2 separate regions of the Mus musculus genome follow, and region 2 is linked to region 1. Evidence: chromatin contacts called from ENCODE Hi-C or POLR2A ChIA-PET data. All regions are on one chromosome and are shown on one strand. The core of a region is the stretch at or near the end of the contact, and the rest is flanking DNA. Distances in the headings are between cores, read along the strand shown. Region 1 has its middle 11 kb from the start of Slc39a10. Region 2 has its middle 59 kb from the start of Slc39a10.

Region 1 (4,786 bases), core at 1,152-3,651:
TGTGTGTGTGTGTGTGTGTGTGTGTGTGTGTGTATGTGTGTGTGTGTGTGTGTGTGTGTGTGTGTGTGTGTGTGTGTATGTGTGTGTGTGTGTGTGTTTGTGTGTGTGTTTATGTGTATGTTAATGCTGAGTTTCTGGGGGTCAAATCCAATGCATAACAGCTGTTCCACATATGTACATCACCACCCAGTACACCGTCAACCCTGAAGTTCCATTACACCACATCATATCACAGGCACATCTGCAACCTGACTTATCACTGCTGCTGAGTCTGATAGCCAGACTGAGAACATCTGTCAATTTCTCTACTTAATAACTGTCCTTTCTTCTCCTGCCCTTACACTTTTGAAAGGAAGTTACCAAGCACAGCCCACATCTAATGACTGGGAAACTAGGTCTAACCTCTTCGGTGAACATCCACACCATAATTTAAAAATTCTACATGAAATATTTCTGTCTTCTTTTTCAGTATACTCAATTATTTGTTTGTATAAGTAAAGAATAATGTGTAATTATTTTAAACTAGAATAACACAAGACAAAATTTGATTCTATTGCTTAAGTCCTTTCAGATTTCATCCCTAGGAATTCTTTTCATAGGCACCCATGCCTCTCAAATACTCTCAATCAATTAGTGAGGCAGCTCCCTCAGCATTATGAACGCACAGTGCAAAGTCCCAACAGTGAAGCATTAGGGCCCTTAAATAACATGGAAAAGTGTAATATCATCCTCAACAAGCTGTAATCATATAAAAAATGGAAAGGGATGAAAGCCGTAGTTATGCCATGAAAAGACTGAAAACATGTTTTTGTTTGAAATCTCAGAGTGGTCAAACTGAATACATGCTGAGGGTGTCACTTAAAATTTCTCTCTGATGAAGCTGAGGAAAGTGGATGGTTACTGTCTGTTCTTACTGCTTTTATATTTGGCTTTTTTTCAAACAGCAAGTAATGTGGTAAACTTTAATTATAAAGTGAGTGTGCCAGAATTTTTGATGTGCTCGAAACTTCTCTGTGAATGCCAGCCTCTCAGGATTATAGAGAAAATGATTGGATTTTAGGTCTCATTTAAATTCCTGCAAAGACTTGCTCTTAGGAAATGCTATAAAAATGTATTCCAGCAATGAATAGGTGATTTCTCACACATTATTCACTAGTACTCTTCTAGCAAATTCTTCTAGCATCAAAGCAAGTTTGAAATATTTAGGAGACAAACCTGTGTACATTTTGTTCATTTGTTCATTTTGTTGTCTTATCTTTTCCTCGGTCATATGAATTGGTAAAGTTTTAAGCTTTTACTGGGATAGAAAGAAATGAGAGTGAGCAGGTTGCATTGTTGAATAGGATGTAGACAAGTTAAGAATGAAGAAAGAACATTTATGCATAAGCCATCCTGTACATATGCCATCAGCCATATTTGCTGGCTTTTGGTCCAGGGAAGCCATTTGCAGTATCTGTTCTCGTAGAGTTCAGAAAGTACCTCCTTTGTGCTAAGCAGTGTAAGTGATATTGAGGTACCACTATGTTGAACAAGGCACAGGCCCTGCTAGCAAGGAGATGGTGAGCACAGGACACATCCTTGCTTACAGAGTGTAGACAAATAGGCCACAAGTGCAAGCTATGCGCTGTGGTGGGGAGTCTAATTGCTAGTGTGAAGGAAGACTCCTAAACCAGAGGCTTGGATAGGGAAAGGAGTAAGAAAGCTAGAGCTGTACTTCAATGGAGCCCTGCAGGACAAGTAAGAGATGATGGGAGGGAGGTGCAGAGGAGAAGGGGTTCTTTAAGCATAGAAAAGCAGAGTACTACAGTAGACAGAACAAGTCCTTCAGTGTGGCTGGCTCCATGTCCAAGAGATACACTGTTCACACTGCAAACCACAGGTAGAATTGAGACAGTATGAAGAAGCTAGTCAAATTTTAACATTTTTATTTAGCACATATATTTAAAATGTCACCTCAACATATATTCAATATGAAAAAAGTATTGAGACAGTTTCCAGCTTTGTACTAAAATGTAGAAATCCAAGTATGTTTCACAGTATACATATCAGTTTAGACTACCCGAATATCAAGTGCTCCAGAGCCAAACATGGTAGACTAATGGCTGCCATATCAGACTTTCCAGTTCTAGAGTGGAGTAAGGAGAGACTAAATTGCAGAGATACTATAGGAACTGGGTAGGTCCAATGTTTGTCAGCTTAGGTGTTTACCTCAGAGACTATGGAAAGTTCTGGAAGTTTTATGCAGGGAAGTAGTTGTGCAGGATGGATTAGAGGTGGGCTTTTTCTGCAGCCAGCCAGTTGTAGATAATAAATAACTTTTAGTAAGGGAGCAATGTGGGCACAGTGCCATGCAAGAGTCAAATCACGAGCATAAACTGGTGCAGTGGTGGCATGCGCCTGGTATTCCATTGACTTTCAAGGCCAAGGAGGCAGGACTTGCAGCCCAGGCTTGAGCCCAGGAGATCGATTGTGGCATGGGGTTCGTCTTGGGGGAGGAATTGTAAGAAGAGGTATTGATAGGTGTAAACCAGAGGACACTAGAACGATTATGTGGCTTCTGTTTCCCCTTCATCACCCTTCCAGGAAGTACAACAGAACCTTTCTGAGAACTAGAGCAAGCTATGAGGGGTAGACATTTGAGCTGCTGGTGAGACAGCCCACTGTAATGTTCATAGCTAAAACTGAGTCAGATGTCACTGGCATATAATTAGTAACTGAGGTCATGGGACTAGCTGAAGTCTGGATGTGGTTTGTCCTTAAGATCAAATGTGTCAGAAGGTTTGCTACTACAGTGGTAATATTGAGAGGGTTTTACACTTTTAAGGGGCGGGTCCTAGTGCGACACATTCAGGCTACCCACTTCACCATGTCATCTCTAGTGCATATATATGCTTCCATTATGCCCTCTGACATGTCATGGCTCTCCAAGGGGGCTCTCACCAGAGACCAAAGCAGTTGAGCCACCTGATATTGAACTTTTAGCCTCTAAAACTGAGCTAAACAAATCTTCCTTTTTCCCCCCAAGGCACTCCTCTGTTATTTCCTAATAGTTAAAGAATGTAGACCAAACGGAGATACATAACATTATTTCAGAATGAGTGTATTTTTGTGATTCTCCAGTCTGATTTGTTTTGAACTGAACCCACTCCTTAAGCATGCTGGGCAAGCACTCTGTCTCTGAGTTCCATGCTCAGCACCTCCAATCTGATCTTCTAAAAACAGTGTCTGAGAAACTGATTTTAAAATGCAGAATTTGTTTTTCACCCTTCAGTGTCCTAGTTCCCTAGGACACTGTACTCTGTTGGACTCTGTACTTTGAATGAGAGTCCTTACAGATGTTGATGCAAGTACTCCTTAAAGCAGCCCTTTACAAACACCAGTACAGCATAACAAATAAAGCTATTCAGAAGAGTGTGGCTATGTGTAGAGAGCTGAGAGTAAGAACCCTTGACTAAACTAGGAAATGAACCACTAGAGAGGTTGAGGAAAGACCAGAAGAATGCTGTCTGCTACCAACATGCAGAGTACGGCAAATTCTTCCAAGTGGCAAGTGAGCTCAGCTGGGGAAGGAGGCTAGTCTCCTCTACAGGGGACCGTCAGTAAGGGCCTGCTAGTTAAGGTGTCTGTTCTAGGCATGTCTTCTCATCCTGTTAAACTCAACAAATTCCTGAGCATCTGAAGGAAATGGTTAACTGCTTCAAATGTAGCAGAGAAATACAATAGAATAGCATTTGAAAAGTGACAAAGTGGTCTGGTGACTGAGATCAGCAGCGACAATCTGGGAGATGTAGTGGAATGGACACTCCACATCAATGAGTGACTTGAGGAAGGTCAAACAAATACAGAGAAAAGTCTTTTTAGGTAACCATGGCTATAAAAAGGGAAGAGAAGGAAGAATACTTGAAGGGCTGCTTGCTTGGAAAATGCTGAGGGATAGAGGAGGCCCTCCTGATTTCATTTCTTTGTATTGAGAGTCAATACTGTGAAATTATAGAATCTGCCCCTGCTTCATAAGATGCAGTTATTAAATAATATTAATGACAATCCACTTACACATCTTAACCAGTCAAATGACATCCCACCAAACTGTCTCTTCTTTTAGTAATTCTTGGAATGGATAAACCATTCTGCAGTATGGCTGCCTTATTACTGATGGTGTGCACGAAGTGCTAAGCTCTAGTATGGTAGAATTGGATGATAAAGGAGACAAAACTAGAACTTTGCAACTGAATTTCTTAGTCACCTTCTCATCCTCCTTTCCTGAACAATCATCTCTAATGGGCAGGACTCACTTGTCCCACCCAAAATGTCAGATTTTAGTTCTTGTTAACTTACAAATCAGCTATAAAGTTCTGATAAGTGAGAGGCCACTGTAGTAAAATTGTATTAGCTTTTATTTACTCTCTCCCCTGTGTCAACACTGTTCAATTACCTGCTTTAAGTAAAACGTCAGATTATCAGCCACTGTACTAGTCACTTAACATTGTTGAGTATTATTTCAGATATTGTACAAATGCAGTAAATAATTAAAAAATGAACTTTGCTCTCAGAACAGAATTTCAAGTAAAATGAGGTACACGTTGGGACCACGAGAACCTTCCTTCTAAACAAAGCTGAAAGTTTAATTAGGTTAAATGCAAGTTAGTTACTTTAAACTTTACAGCAAAGAGGGCGGGTCTATTTTGACTCTGAGCCAGTTAATTTTAAACCTGCATCTGCATCATCTTTAAGGTGTGTCTGGTAGCTCCACCCATGACCAATCTAACTGCTTTATTTTTAAAAATAG
Region 2 (4,786 bases), core at 678-3,177, 48 kb before region 1:
AAATGAAATATTTACAGATTTTTTTTCCAGATACTGCCATGTTTAATAGTTGATTCGAAAAGTTTTTTGAAGTAGGCAGTGCTTATATTTCATTTTTTCTTATGATAATAAATGAAGGCACAACAAAAGTACCAAGATGGACATTTTAAAATTTTTACTCAATTTTATCCTTTTTAAAATTCGTTTTTTTAAAAAAGATTTATTATATAGACAGCTTTCTGCCTGCATATATGCCTACAGACCAGAAGAGGGCACCAGATCCCACTGTAGATGGTTGTGAGCCACCATGTGGCTGCTGAGGACTGAACTCAGTACTCTGGAAGAGCAACCAGTGTTCCTAATCTTTGAGTCATCTCTCCAGCTCCTCTTCCACTTTTTGGAATGGGTGTTTTGTCTGCATGTATTGCATGAGTACTGCAAGCTGCATGAGTGTAATGCTCATGGAGGCCTGAAGAGGGCACTGGATCCCTTGGAACTGGAGGTACAGACAGTTGTTAGCTACCATATATGTGCTGAGAATCAAACCTGGATGCCCTAGAAAAGATGACAATATTCTTAAGTGCTGGGCCACCTATCCATTACAGGAGAGATGGAACTTTTTGACTCACCTTTTTTTTTGTCCACATTTCTTCTTTTTGTTTGTTTTTTTTTTTTTTTTTTTTTTTTTTTTGGTTTTACGAGACAGGGTTTCTCTGTGTAGTCCTGGCTGTCCTGGAACTCACTCTGTAGACCAGGCTGGCCTTGAACTCAGAAATCCGCCTGCCTCTGCCTCCAAAGTGCGGGGATTAAAGGCGTGTGCCACAACGCCCGGCTTTGTCCACATTTCTTGACAAGGCTAAACACCTGATTTTTTTAGGTGTGCTAAGTGAAGAGAGGGAAAGAAAGTGAATAATATCATTTGTTTTTATCTAGAATCTGGCTTATGTACAAATAAAAAACCAAAAGGAAGGAGTGTTCATATACAGTTACACTTGCCCTAATTTCAGTCCTGATGTAGTGATAGGAAAACCTCCACAAAAGCCATTACAGCGGAATTCGGGGAAGACGACTTGTCACAGATAATCACACCACATGCTCAGTTGAGAGCACAGGAAATGAAGGCAGGCATAATTACTACTCTTGTACAGACTAGAATCCAAATTCAAGGAAAGTTCCAGCCACAGTGAAAGATGGGTCTTCCCACATCTATTAGTATACCCAAGACAATCCCCACAGACTTGACTACAATTTAGACAGTCCCTCATCGAAGATCTCTTCACGGGTGAGTTTAGGTTGTGTCAAGATAAGAATTAAAACTATCAAAACGCCGGGCGTGGTTGCGCACGCCTTTAGTCCCAGCACTTGGGAGGCAGAGGCAGGCGGATTTCTGAGTTCGAGTCCAGCCTGGTCTACAAAGAGAGTTACAAGACAGCCAGGGCTACACAGAGAAATCCTGTCTAGAAAAAACAAACAAACAAACAAACAAAAAAACAAAACCAAACCAAACCAAAACAAAAAAACCTATCAAAACACTTTAGAATATTATAGGAGAAATTTAAAGCCTTTACCTATGTCAAAGAAGGCTCTAAATTAGAACCCCTGGTGTGTAAGATTATGCCCGCAAAAGCAGCTCAAAATAAAGGAAAGTTTGGAGACCTTCTAATACAGAGATATTTCTCCATGATCTTCTCAGATTTCAGATACTAAATGGCTCATCCATTCCCCCACAGATTCTTGAATTTAAGGAAATGGAAAGATTAAGCCAGAAGTACCCAACTTTCAACATCTGCAATGCTGCAAGCTCTCTAATGGACTCTCAAGGACAGACTTTAGCTGTTTTTGCTATGCCTCTGCCTTTTGCTGGCCAAAAGTATCAAAGGCAATGGGAAAACATTTTATGCAGTCGGAGTCTAGATTCCTTTCTGGGTACAGTGGCATCCTTTCTAAATGAGTCACTGGCCTTTATGTAGGCATGATGGTAATGCACCCACTATTGTGACACCTGAATTTAAATTTAACCTACTTGTCTATCATGTAAGAAAACAATGGAGGTGTATAAAAAAATTCAAAAGTCAAAGCAAAACTACTTTCTACAATAAAAAGTCCTTTGATTGCAATCATTTCCATTTCAGAGAAGAATAAGAGGGAGCCAGAGGATGAGAGGGAGGAAGGGAGGGAGGGGAGGAGAGGGTGAGTGAGCTTTTTCCAGTTTCAGCCCTTGAAGGAAAAGAACAATCTGCAGCAGAAGAATTAGCACTGATCTCACCTTAGGATCCAAAGGACAGAATGAGACTGTGTAGCACCATCATGGAAACAGGATAGAAACCCTTGCTACTTATTTTTCCAGTAAGCTAAAGGTTGCCATGGTAACTTACCAGGCTAAGAAACTATTGTAACTTTTAGGATACATTTTTTTTTATTGCATTCTTAGAAGAGGATATCAAATACTTGTATTAAAAGAGTGTGAAAGGAATCTTTTGGAAGTAAATCAAAGCTGGCTGATGATATTGGTTTGAACTTTTGAAACAGTGCCTTGGGAGGAAAACAAAAGAGATACATCAGCTAGTGAATCTGGCTAAACCTGAAAGAGAGAACTCGCTTAGTTATCAAGGCTAACCAATCAGGACTCTGAAATAATTGGCAGGTGCACTTTTCTATAGGAATCTAAGGTGCAAGATAATATTTTTTTCCTGCTTGTTTCATTTATCTCTTGGCTTTACTTACAGAAGACTCCATTTCAGTGGATTAAGGCCATTTATAGTTTTTTATCCCCCCCCCAAGCCCCCCAGTTACTCTGGCCATACATGAAACCCTTCTTAATTTTCTTCACAGGAAAGCATAAATGAAAACATTCTTGTTGCAGAAACTTACAATTAGAACAATTATTCCTAGTGGAAGTTGATGACTGTGATGTGACCAGCTCATGTGTGTGTTTGCTTTTTGAAGTCCTGGAGTTAAACCTGGGACCTTGTACATATCAGGCAAGAGCTATACCACTGAACCAGAGTTGCAACCCAGGTTTTGTTTTTTTCTTAATTAATTTTTTATTTTACTTTAATAATGGAATTTTTAATGTTACTAAATGTGTATCTGGGTGTGGGTCTGTGAAAGCACCCTCAGTGCCCTTGGAGGCCAGAGGAGGGTATCAGATGCTCTGGAATGGGAGTCACAGGCAGTTATGCTGTACCCTCCTTAGGTGCTAGAACGGAACTTAGGTTCTCTGGATGGTCATTAAGTTCTGCTAACTCCTGAGTCATTTCCCCCTCCCATGTTGGCTTATAATCACTCTGTAGCCTGGGATGGACTTAAACATGGGATCATCCTGTCTCCGGCTCCTAAGTAGCTGAGACTCAAGGCTGTACCACTACATCTCCCTTATCTGACTTGTTGCTTGTGGTGGTATCTGACTTTGCCACTTGGACTTTTCAGAACAGTGGACCACGCTCTTGCAGAAATAGATCTGAAGGCGCAATCAGGCCTTCTGGGATCTGAATCAACAAAGAAGGCTTCTTAGAAGTGGGAAATGTACAGGCTAATTGGGAACTAGAAGCTAAATACAAAGCAACATTTATGACAAAACACAGAACCTAAAGGAATGACACAGCTTCTTGTCAGGCATGTTCATCAAGAGTCCCTGAGGGGTCCCCCTGTTTAGTACCTTGTAACAACTTTAAAAAACCAAGACTGAAACATCTTTGACAAAAGTCAATATTGATCCACGGTAAAAAAAATCTCTGAAGAAAAGGCCAGTAGTGGTGGTACAGGCCTTTAATTCCAACACTCTAGAGGCAAAGGAAGATGGATCTCTGAGTTCAAGGCCAGAGTGGTCTACAGCAGATCAACTTCCAGGACAGCCAGGGCTACACAGAGAAAGTCTGCCTTGAACTCCCCCCCTCAAAAAAAACAAAAACAACCCCCCCAAAACCCTAACTAACCAACAAACCAACAACAACAACAACAACAACAAACCCATCCCTCAATATAAGCATTGCATGACATTAACTATGACAGTCCTATAGCTAGTATTATTTCCTCTAAATTCTGGAACAAGACAAGGGTGCCCATTCTTTTTACTCCTATTGAGTAGTGCTAGAAATCACAGCTAGAGCAATAAGGCAGACAAAGAAATAAAAGGGATACAGATAAGGAAAGGAAGGAATCAAACTCTCTATTTTTAGATGGCCTGATCCTATAGTTAAAAGAGCCACAGGACTTCGCAGAAACTCCTAAAACAGTGAGCACGCTCGGCAAAGCCTATCAAAATGCTCATCGTCAAGAAAACAAACGGAATGACAGGACCTTCGAGAGTAAGGTCAAGCCAGACTCGTTGCCTTTGGAAGTGTAAACTTTCACAGAACTTTTCCTCACATGTTTTAGGTCCAATCCACAATGCCTCAAAAAACTAATTATTGTGGTGCAGGCCTGTAATTCTTTTGCTTGTAAGTAGAAGCAGGAGGGTCAGACATTCAAGGTTATCCTCAGCTACAAATGCAGTGAGAGGTTAACTTGAACTTCATTAAACTTTGCCTCAAAAATGCAACAATAATAACAGCAACAACAAAAACAAAAACAGGGTTGGGTGTGAAGAGATGACTCAGCAGTTTAAAGCACTTGCTCCTTTTGTAGAGAACCCATGTTCAGTTACCTAGCATCCACATAGGGACTCAAAGCCGTCTGTAACTGCAGTTCTAGGGAATCAAATGCCTTCTTCTGACCTTTGCAGGCACTCGGCACCCACACGGTATACATGCATGTGTGCATGCAGTCAAAGCACTCATACACATAAAGTAAAATAAATCTTTAAAAA

The links. A loop is a pair of places that touch in the nucleus more often than their neighbours do. ChIA-PET counts read pairs that join two places held with the same protein, here RNA polymerase II (POLR2A).
Region 2: a loop to region 1 is called in a map of T-helper 1 cell, with 2.3 times the contacts of the local background. The contact joins two enhancer-like sites. A Hi-C loop is called at or near these places in 19 of 37 maps with a recorded cell type or tissue (CH12.LX, T-helper 1 cell, T-helper 17 cell and 8 more). POLR2A ChIA-PET finds 5 or more read pairs at or near these places in 2 of 5 experiments (Patski and embryonic stem cell).

Annotation. Positions count from the first base shown.
Region 1 is chr1:46,862,281-46,867,066 of GRCm38, reverse strand. It overlaps a transcript of Slc39a10 not described here. Among named protein-coding and RNA genes, the nearest start is that of Slc39a10, 11 kb to the right of the region's middle. Within about 2 kb of position 2,401, at least 1 of the 3 ENCODE cell types and tissues checked has a DNase peak (open chromatin) inside an H3K27ac peak, as active enhancers do.
Region 2 is chr1:46,910,120-46,914,905 of GRCm38, reverse strand. It overlaps a transcript of Slc39a10 not described here. Among named protein-coding and RNA genes, the nearest start is that of Slc39a10, 59 kb to the right of the region's middle. Within about 2 kb of position 1,927, at least 1 of the 3 ENCODE cell types and tissues checked has a DNase peak (open chromatin) inside an H3K27ac peak, as active enhancers do.